Regions from separate parts of the Homo sapiens genome. Here region 2 is linked to region 1. Evidence: read pairs that join two places in POLR2A ChIA-PET (ENCODE). Cell type or tissue: A673. All regions are shown on one strand. Each heading gives the region's core, and the rest is flanking DNA. Links, peaks and the distances in the headings are about the cores only.

The links. ChIA-PET counts read pairs that join two places held together with the same protein. Peaks named below come from ENCODE experiments on the same cell type or tissue, not always from the same donor. Only the 100,000 strongest peaks of a DNase experiment are listed, where the experiment ranks them.
Region 2: POLR2A ChIA-PET joins it to region 1 with 11 read pairs; 1 of 35 experiments calls an interaction of 5 or more read pairs at or near these places.

The regions. Positions count from the first base shown.
Region 1 is chr14:39,031,936-39,037,327 of GRCh38, reverse strand. SEC23A (SEC23 homolog A, COPII component) reads left to right here. Exons shown (of 20, transcript NM_006364.4): 20 at 4,000-5,392. The coding sequence ends at 4,089. Among named protein-coding and RNA genes, the nearest start is that of SEC23A-AS1, 69 kb to the left of the region's middle. In A673, for the core only: CTCF peaks have their summits at 2,224 and 2,427 (motif pointing right); a DNase peak (open chromatin) is centred at 2,447.
Region 2 is chr14:38,524,011-38,529,402 of GRCh38, reverse strand. No RefSeq gene overlaps it. Among named protein-coding and RNA genes, the nearest start is that of CLEC14A, 270 kb to the right of the region's middle. In A673, for the core only: no CTCF peak of the experiment used is centred there; DNase peaks (open chromatin) are centred at 1,732, 2,092 and 2,392; H3K27ac peaks cover 3,918 bases.

The sequences.
Region 1 (5,392 bases), core at 256-5,255:
AGAGTGGAGAGAAATTGTTTGGTTTAGACACTGAGTTTGAGGTACTATCTAGAAGGCCTTATTGAGCCACAATAAGATGACCATATTGATTATGGCCATGTTGAGTGGGCTGTTGGCAATTTGGGTTTGATGGTCAGGGCAAGAATGAGAAAGGTGATAAAGTCATCACAGTAAATGCTTGTCTGAAGAGAGAGTAAAGAGGTAAAGGAGAGATGAGACAAAAACTTCAGGGGAGTACAAGTGGTAGGAGTGTTTAGTGAATTATCAGAGAGGCAGAATGAAAAGAATAGTATGTCATAAAAGGTGACTTTATAGAAGGAAGAAGAAGGAGGTAACAAACTGACATGCCGCAGACAGTTGAAGAGGGATACAGAGTGAGAAAAGGTGCTTGGATTTGATGGCTAGGAGGTTATTCGTGGCATTGTGTAAGCGGCTTTAGTATGGTGGTTGAGTAAGAAGATAAATTTATAAGGAATTAGTGGGTGAGAAAGAAGCGGAGGTCGAAAGTATAAATGATTCTTTTGCAAATTTAACCTGAGGATAAGCAGTAGGATAGGCAGATGATTGTTATTACGGTAAGGGCACAGAACTTATTTGGAGACCAAGCATAGGAAAGACACAAAAGAACAGATATTTAAGATCCTCAGGAGACAATATGATCATAAGCAGTATATGGACGTTAAGCATTGGTAAGGAGGCAGGGCACTTATTTCTGCAAAAGCAAAAGGTAAGAAGGGTGAAGACAGAAAGGTTTTTAGGTGGAGTGAAAACTCACATTGGATAATTGCCTGTTTCTTTTCAATAATATGAGATTATTTAGGAGTGAAAAAGGCTGGAGTTAGGGGCCAAAAAAACTAGAAAAGATTAAAAACAGTTCTAAAGAATACAAAAATCAACTGAAGATTAATAAAACGCTTTTGCAGCAGTGGTGAGGGCCTATTTTATTTACTAAAAATATCTAGAGCATGCTTCCATAATGTTCTTTTTTTTTTTTTTTTTTTTTTTTTGAGACGGAGTCTTGCTCTGTTGCCAGGCTGGAGTGTAGTGACGCGATCTCGACTCGCTGCAACCTCTGCCTCCTGGGTTCAAGCGATTCTCCTGCCTCAGCCTCCTGAGTAGCTGGGACTACAGGCACACACCACCATACTCAGCTAATTTTTTTGGTATTTTTAGTAGAGATGGAGTTTCACCATGTTGGCCAGGATGGTCTCGATCTTCTGATCTCGTGATCTGCCCACCTCTGCCTCCCAAAGTGCTGGGATTACAGGTGTGAGCCACTGTGCCTGGGAGTATCCATGAATAGATTTTAATTGTTTCATGAGGGCGGAACCCTTATGACCCAGTCACCTCTTAAAGGCCCCACCTTTATACTGCCACATTGGGGATTTTCAAAATGAGTTTTGGAAGGGACAGATATTCAAACCATAGCACCGTCCTACAATTGCATGATTGAATTTGTGTAATATCCCTGTCCTGTCATCCCTTTTCCCGCCTCCATTTTTTATGGCATTGCTCCTGTTAGATTATTAATTACTTGAGGCAATAACTGTCATTTTCATTTTTGATTTTCCATAGGACCTTAAACATAGCATATATTGAATACAATAGATCTGGACAGGAGAGAGCAGAGATTAGAATATTGGAAATCTGTGGAGGTGGCTAGGAGTTAAGAGTTTTTGTAATATAGGTAAATAAATTGAATCCCAGGTCCAAAAGTTCTAAAAGTTGGGGAGGTTATAAAAAGTAATCTTGGAAGGGTGGAAGGCTGGTAATGGAAAATGCAGACTCTGCAAGTTACTTGACTTCTCTTTGTTTTCACTTCCTTGTCTATAGAGTTTAATAAAACATGCTTGAAATGGACAGTAATACTCAGTAAATGTTAGCTATTAGTTTTCACTATTATCAATGGAAAAAAAAGTCACTTCTTATATTTAACATGGGAAAGGAAACCTATTTTAAACTCTGAAGTGTAATTGTTACTGCCTGGAAGTAGGGGCATTACAGGCATAAATAAGAGTGCTCAGGTCTTTCTTAAGATTTTTATGAGTAATGATGTCAATATTTTAATAATCATAATATCTAATACACTGAATCTACTGTTTTAGTCACTATGCTTTTAGTGTACTCTCATTTAATTAACTTTTATAAGGTGGATACTAGTAATCCTATATTTCATGAGAGGAAATTGAGGCTCATATAGATTAAGTATTTTATGCAAGATCATGTAGCTAAACTGTGGCAGGGTCTAGATTTTAACCAAGGTCTAACTCCAGACTCTGAATTTTTAATCAAGTTAATTTGATGATTGCATTTAAAGGAAATAACAGTAACCAAGAATTTTACTAAAAATTAATGGACTCTAATAGCTTACAGGATTTTTTGGGGGTCAGAAATCAAGGACCCTATGATAAGTATTATCCATGAACGGCCGTAAGAGGGCACCACTGCAACACTTCTGTGACAGTGCTGGAGGCCTCTGTTGCTGTAGTGCCTCATATACTAAATAATGTAAAGCTTGTACCTTTCTGCCTAATCCTGGATATATTTTAAATAGAAAAAGGGTCCATTTGAAAAGTTGAGATCAGCTAACTGCTAATTTTTTATAAAATCGAATGAGCATTGGTATTTATCATTTCAAGCAGGAGCTCTGTGGTATATAAATTAGGAAATCCTTATATTTTGTCTTGACTAGGAGAAATGGCTCTGAGATTGGGTGACTTGAGATGGAAAACATTGTAAAATGAAAATAAAATCAGGCATAGTTACAGGAAGAAAAAAGTAAGAGCCATGAGGTTGTTACTGGTTTAGGTTACAGTTTTGAGACTTGTGCTTTTCTGTGTTAGCTATGCATATAGAATAAAGAAAAGTATTTCATTGTTATAGATTTTTGAACAGGAGGAACAATAGAAATAGCTAAAACATGTATGTCTACTGTGTGTACTAGGTACTGTTCTGTTTGCTTTATAGAATTTAACTCATTTAATCATTACAACAACTTGTGTAAGATAGGTCCTGTTATTATCCTTGTTTTACACATGGGGAAACTAAGACATAGTTTAAATAACTTATTCAGTCATATGGGTAGGAAGTGGCAGAGCCAGAATTTGAGCCTAGGCATTCTGGATCCAGACTCTATGCCCTTAATCCCAGTAAGGGATTGCCTCCCTTCATTATCAAATCTTTCAAGTTCTTTTGAATAAACATATGATAAAATTGATTTCCCTTTATTCAGGAGAGGTTATGGCATGTTTGTGGCTATGCCAGACTAGAATCACAGGAGCTATAAGTTCTCATCTCACATTTGCCAATAATTTGCTGAAATTACTTAATTTCCCTGTTTTAGACTTTGAATATTTATAATTAATAAGAACTTGAGTATAAGAAGAAAAATGTAAAATTCAGATTAAAAATCTTCTAGAAATACCTTCTCTTGCTGAAGTAAAATTTCATTGTTAATGGATTGGGTTACCAAGATCATTCTGTCAATACAGTTTTTATTAAAATGGATAATAGGAATTTTCCCTAACTCTTGTTAATTACTTGGAACCTACAGAAATCAATTAAAACGACCTGAAAACTTGAGAAGCATAGTTTATTTAAAAAATGATATTATGAGTTTGCTTCCTTCCAGCTGGGATTTCTCTTAAAATGCCAGGGAGAAAGGGTCTGGAGGTCAGGCTTTCTTTTAAAAGCACCAAGCCTCTAATTCCATTGTTAGTCTTCGTGGTGACTAGCCGCCATCCTGATTCATCTCATCTCATAGCATAAACTCCTATGTGATCCCATCAGCCTATGAATAAAGACACTCCTATTATCAGGGAATTCTAAGGATGTAGAGTCTCCCTCCCAGCAACCAGGGACGGAGGCCAGTTAGATTCTTTTTATTTAATAGGACCATAGGCATTTCAAATGATTTCCTTGTCTATTTTAAACATTTGTGTATAAATTCCATGATATCACCCTATGCTTTAATCATAACAAATATCTTTTTTCCTCTAGGAGTCTGGAGCACCTATTCTTACAGATGATGTTAGTTTACAAGTGTTTATGGATCACTTGAAGAAACTTGCTGTGTCCAGTGCTGCTTGAAGTGCTAATAATGTTAAAGACACTTAAGAAGATGAAATAATATTCAAATTTCATTTTTTCCTTTTTCCATTTATCTGTGGAAACCAACAGATATTGCTCTATATTTTTTGTATTAGTATGGTTTGAGACAACATATGGAAAATGTTCACATTTGTAGATTAAGCTGGAATTATAATGAGAGCAATAAGAACAAATTTATTTTGCTTACCACAGTGTTATAGCTGGTTCTAGAAATTTGAAGTCTTTATAACTTAATTATGTTTAATAAAAAATAGAGTCTGCCTCGTACTACAGATGTAACTCATTTGTATATTGCAGACAGACCCAAAGTGGCACTGAATTTTCTTGCTCACCTTTTAAAAACTTGTTCCTTAATTTTAGCCAGAAAGCAAAAAAACAATAGTAATGATAAATGTGAACATTTTTGCTTATTCATTGAATATTTTTCTGTAATTTTCAGCACTTATGTATACACTTTTTCTGTACTTACTAGGTTAAGGCAGATTTATTTTTATGATTTGTTTAGGAATTATTTGATTTTATAATGGTAATTTTCATGATGATAATGTTTTTGGTTATTTGGAAAGATAGTTTAGAGATGAAAGGTTTTTTTGGGTAACAATCCCGCAGCTGACAAAAAATGTGAAATTTCCACAAAATATCCAACTTATGTGACTAAACGCAGTAGTTTTTTTAAAAGGGGAGATAGAAAATAAATGGTTTTGTTGGAGTGCATTTTAGTAAGCCTTTGCAGTAAAATGACGGTTGTAACTACTAAACCAAATTTAGTTTTCACAGCATGGTTTTGTTGTTTTCCCCTTGTTTTTCAGAGGTAAATTTTGCATTATATCCTTCAGTATTTTAACACTATTTTGGCAGTTTACACATTACTTTTTGTTTTTCCTTCCTTTTTGTGAAATGTATTAAGTTGTGGTTCTTATTGAAACAGTATTATATAATGTTTGCTTAATTATATCATGTGATGCTCAGTTCTATTTTGATTTATTCATTAGTATTCACTTTTACCTTTAAAGTTTACTTGTAGCAAATATGTTTACATTGATAAAGCCAGATATGTTTTGACAATGAAATTTACATATCAAGTACTGCAAATAAAAGGTGGTGCTATGATATATGCTTAGGAGGACAGTTTTAATGATTGTACTTGCATGAACACAATCATATGATGGTAAAGCAGAAACTTAAGAAAAAATTGTTTATGTGTTATATTCAATTAGCTTAAATAAGTTGCTTTGTTATATTTTATTTGAATTGAACTACGCTAGGCCTAAATGCCAATAAA
Region 2 (5,392 bases), core at 149-5,148, 510 kb after region 1:
TATATTTCTTGGTATTCTGTTTGGTGTTCCCTGCTTGGTGTTAGCTTCCTGGATCTGTGGTTTGGTGTCATTAATTTTGGACAATTCTCAGCCATTATTACTCCAAATATTTCTCCTGCTCTGTTTTCTCCTTCTTTTCCTTCTGGTGTTTCAATTATGTGTAAGTTATACCTTTTAAAACTATCTGACAGTTCTTGAGTGTTGTATTCTATTTTCTTTTTAAATTCTCCTTTCTCTTTGCTTCTCAGTTTTGGAGTTTCTATTGATGTGTCTTTAGTCTCACTGATTGTTTAGCCATGTCCAATCTGCTGATGAGCCCATTGAAGGCATTCTTTAACTTTTGTTACAGTGTTTTCAATTTCTAGTGTTTCCTTTTTATTTGTCTTAATGTTTTCATCTCTCTGCTTATATATCACTTCTGTTCTTGCATGTTGTCTACTTTTACCTGTTAGAGATCTAAGCATATTAATCATAATCATAATTATTTAAAATTTCAGGCCTGATAGTACCAACATCTGTTTCACATTTGAATCTGATTCTGATGTTTGCTTTGTTTCTTCACAGCATGTTTTTGTGTGTGTGTGTGTGTTTTAGCACACCTTGTAATGTGGTTGTTGAAATCTGGCCATGATATATTGGGTAATGGGAACTAAGGGAAATGAACCTTTAGTATGAGTTTTTTCTGCCAATTTGGCTAGTAATTGAACTGTGTTGATATTTGTTGTAGCTGTAGGTACCAGAGGCTTCAACTTTTCTGGCATCCTTGTTTTTGTCTCTCCTGTTGTCTTTTGTTTTTCCTAAAAATTACTCCTTAAAAAGAGTCTGATTCTTGCACCTCTTTCAGCTGAATCCCCTGTTGCTTTACTGGAGCCCTTTCATTGTGGTGGTAAATTATGGGGGAGAGGAAGTTTGCCATTATCTTATCTTTAAATCTCAATCTTTTAGTGGGCAGGTATCTCTGGACTGTGACCTTCTCGAGGGTTTCTTAGCTCACCCACTACCCACTCCCTTAAGTGAGATAAATGCTAGAGGGTGCTGTAGTGGGAGAAAATGCCCTTATTCTAGATGAGATAAGCCTCTGGCAAAGTCTTTCCCTCTGGTGAGTAGGTCTTTGTTATATAGAACGTGTAGGCGTATTTTGCAATGGTTACTCTTCCCTTCCCCTTGCTATAGCCAGAAGGTGATCTTTCTTGGCTCTTGACCATGAGAACCTGGTAGCATTCCTAGAGGCAGAACCCATGAAAGGGCTCTTTAAGACTTGCAGTCCCCAGGATATTCTCACTCTCAAGCTAGTCCACACTCATCCTCCAGAAATATATCAAAATTACCATTTAAGTTTTCCTACCAGTTTATGGCCCCAGTGGCTTCTGGTCCAGGTGAGCAGCTCTCACTTGCATCTCTCTGGATCTGCCTAGATCTCCTGTGACCTCAGTTATCCAGTGGGTCCAAGAAAAGTCACTGAATTTCTGTTTTGTTTTTTTTTCCCCCATCATTTTCTTGTCATAAGGATGGAAATGATAATTTACAAACATTTTACATATTGGACCCCAAACTGGAAGTCTAAATATCTTTTATATCTTCTAGTTCTGTGCTAAACAGACATAGACATACTAAGTCTTGGCTTGTGTTTCCACCAACTACCTGGTCCATTTTCCCACCACTTCCCACAGCTGCATTGGACACTCTTCCTGTCAAGGGAAAAGAGCTGGAGCTTTGACAAATTGAGTTTTAATGGCTGCCAGTCTCTGATATACAAGACACTAAGTGAGTACTTGGAGTGAGTGATAGATGACAATCAAGACTAAGACAGGGATTGTCTGACTCAGACTCTTGTATTCTTGTCCCAGATATCTATGTTTGCATTATGGTTGGAAAACACTATTCTTTAATCTAAGTAGTAAATGAGTTTAAAAAGAAAGAAAGACAATGAAAAACACTTCTCTGTTGGGCTAGTGCCTCAGCCTCCTCAGAAAAGACCATTTCTGGCATCTCAGATGTATAAAAGCCTTCCTTGAGGCCTTCGTTTCTGATGTGTTGATGTGTAGAGACTGACTCTGAAGCCTTTGACTTTCTTATTTGTGATTTTGCTTTTTGCTCAGTAGTATCCTCCCTCCCCCACTCTCTCCCTCCTTCCCACCTCTCCCACCCTCTTCCTTCCTTCCTTCCTTCCTTCCTTCCTTCCTTCCTTCCTTCCTTCCTTCCTTCCTTCCTTCCTTCTCTCCTTCTTTCCCTTTTCTAATACTAGCATTTGGTGTGTTTGTGATAAGTTAAACATTTTATTCATTAATGTTGGCTTTAACAGAATAAGACAATTTAGCTAAAGGCCACTGCCTAGTGAGATTTTTTTCAATACTGATTGAAATGCAAATTAATACAAGCAATTACCAGGTACTGCACATAGTCTTAAAATGGAAGGCTTTAAATGACATTTCCTTGGCAATCTGTATGAATCCCCCAGATTAGGCATTCTTTTTATTCAGTAAACTAAATCTGCATCTAATGCCCAACTTGAGGTTGTCATCACATCATCATTTTTAATTGTAGCAAACTCTGAAATAAAGATGACCTTATCAAATAACAGTTACCTAAAGAATTACTTCTTACTGGGGAATGTATGTTTGGAGAAGGAGACATGGCCTTGGAGGATGAAGGCCTATGTAACATTTTAGGGAGACAGATTTTCCCTCAGTCAGAAAGAAGGGAACTAACATTTATTGAGTCTTTTTGTGTCAAACACTTTATATTCATTCATATTTAATAAATATTTATTGGGTACTGAGATGTTTTTGCCAATATTTTCCTTGCAGGAGGTTCAGTGGGAATAGGATAGACAAGGTCCCTGCTCTTGTGACTCTTATATTCTGGTTGGGAAAACTGACAATGAACAACAACAGTAAACAAAGAAATAAAAATAAATCCATGGTGATAAGTACCCTTATATGGAATAGAGAATGGTCAGGTAGGTAGGTGAAAAGAGACTGCACATTAGATAGGGTGGAACAAATGAGGTTTTTCTGAGATGGTGACATTTGCATTGAGAGATTAAAGAGTTAACTAACCACTCATTACTTTGTCTAACTTTTACAACAACCTGAGATAAAGGTAACATTAGTTCAGCAGGTATAAGCAAAGAAATTAATTACCCAACTAGGTTAAATAATTTCTCTAAGATTACACAGATTTTTTCAATCCTATTGTAAACCAAAAATAGAATTCTAGGCCCCCCAACTAACTGAATGACCGCTCCTTATGGCTAAAGGCATTCCATAGTTAACCTGAAAAACTAGTTAAGACCCTGATGAGAAGTGGAGGTTGGACATGCCTCATTATACCCTCCTCCCTTTGGAATTCAGGCACAGCTGACCAGCATTAACATCAAAACAGATATTAAGACTGATGAAATAGACTTTTTGTAGCAATTCCAGCCTGACTCTAGTATAGCATCACTTGACAGATAGCAGGCCCTTAAAGAAATGGAAGTATTTTACCCGAAATAAATTTCTTTGACATATTTTGAAATAGCCTAACAAAGCTGTCTCTTGTGGGGAAAAATCTACATTCTGTAGAGAACCCCCATTCCTTTCCAACGTCTTTTCCCGATGCAGGAGAGAATTAACTAAGAGTCTGGCACTTTTTAAAATCTGATAAGAAACATTTACAATCTATTATCTCTGAAGCCTGCTACCTGGAGGCTTCATCTGCATAATAAGAACCTTGGTCTCCACAACCCCTATCTTAATCCAAATACTCCCTTCTATAGATTCCAGGTCTTCAGATAAACTAAAATCTTTGAATTCACCTATGATTTGGAAGCCTCTGCTTTGAATTGTCCTACCTATCTGAAACAAGTCAACATAATCTTTCATGTATCGATAGATGTCTTATGTTTCCCTAAAGTGAAAAAAAACAAGCTGTAGTCTGACCACCTTGGGCACGTGTTGTCAGCACCTCCTGAGTTTGTGTCACAGCCATGTCCTTAGCCTTGGCAAAATGAACTTCTAAATTGATTGAGACCTGTCTCAGATAATATTTGGTTTACACTATCCATTTGCTTCAAAGCTGCTCACAGGCTACCATACCCCACAAGTACTTCTTTCTCACCAGCTGCTCCAAGCTTATGCAAAAAACAAGCTCTCTTTGTTTACTTGGTCTTAGACTTTAGATATTCAGAAGCAGTCAGTTTTCCAAGAAAATCAATGCTGAGTCATCAATTTTTTCAGTAAGAACATTAACAAGAAAAAAGGCACCTAATTTTTTATTACCTTTCAATAACAGAGGATATTTTTAATACCAAAAAAGTTAAAAGGATATTTTCTAAGATTAAAGCACATGACTTCAAACTGAATACAATTAACTTTATGAAATATATTATTTTGTCTCTATTTTATTTATTTCACAGAAAACCCTTAAAATGATTATGTAAACAGACTCATTTGAGAACCAATGGACTCAATGTCTTTGCAAGGCTACCTCCAACCTTGAAAATCTTAGGTTGATGTTAACTCCTGATGCTCGATGCTCAGAGTGGCAATGCAGGCAGATGCTGTGGGGTAAGGATATAGACTCTGTGCTAGTTGAATCAGACTAGGAAAGGACAGGTCATTTTGACCTAAATATTTTCAGTGTGAATCTCTTCCCTTGAAATAATTACTTATTTAGGGAAGAGGCAATGATGCATTCTTTCTTTCTTAGAAAGTTCAAATACATGCTAAAGCACTTTACAAAATAATTTATAAATGGTTTTTCTGTAGGCAGTTGCCCATGTTGGTTCAAATAAATGAAAATAATTGATTCATTGCTTTTCTCTTTTTTAATTACAGAGTTAGAAAGGACTATTTAGACTTTTCTTAATAGGAATGTATGTGTTTTTGTCATGAATATTCAAGTATTGATCAATCTGTGATAGTGTATTTCTCCTGTTAAACTTGTAATATAAGCAAAACTACAAAATATGCAAGAATAACTACTACTTAAAATTCTATGAAAATATAATGATAATTACTGAGGAAATAATTGTGTACAATAGCAGCAATAGCATCCTTAAGGCCATTTCTGCAGCATTTCAAGTACCTAATTGAATCAGTTGTGCCAGATCTCATCTTACTGAGAGACAGGATAAGAAGTGTTGGGCTAAAGCCTCAAGCATCAATTGAAATTTTAATTTTGTACCTAAATAAAAAACCACAAAGATACAAGCCATTTGAGTGTTTGGCTCTTTTTTGTCATCAATATAACCATCATTACCTTCACACTGTTCTGTATTTGTCTCGTGGGCTCAATAGCATGAACTAAAAGCAATTGATTTCACAAAGTAATTGAAGGGATGAACAGAAACACAAATTATGCAAAATGTACCAGAAACAGATGAATGCATTCTACAATATTAATAAAG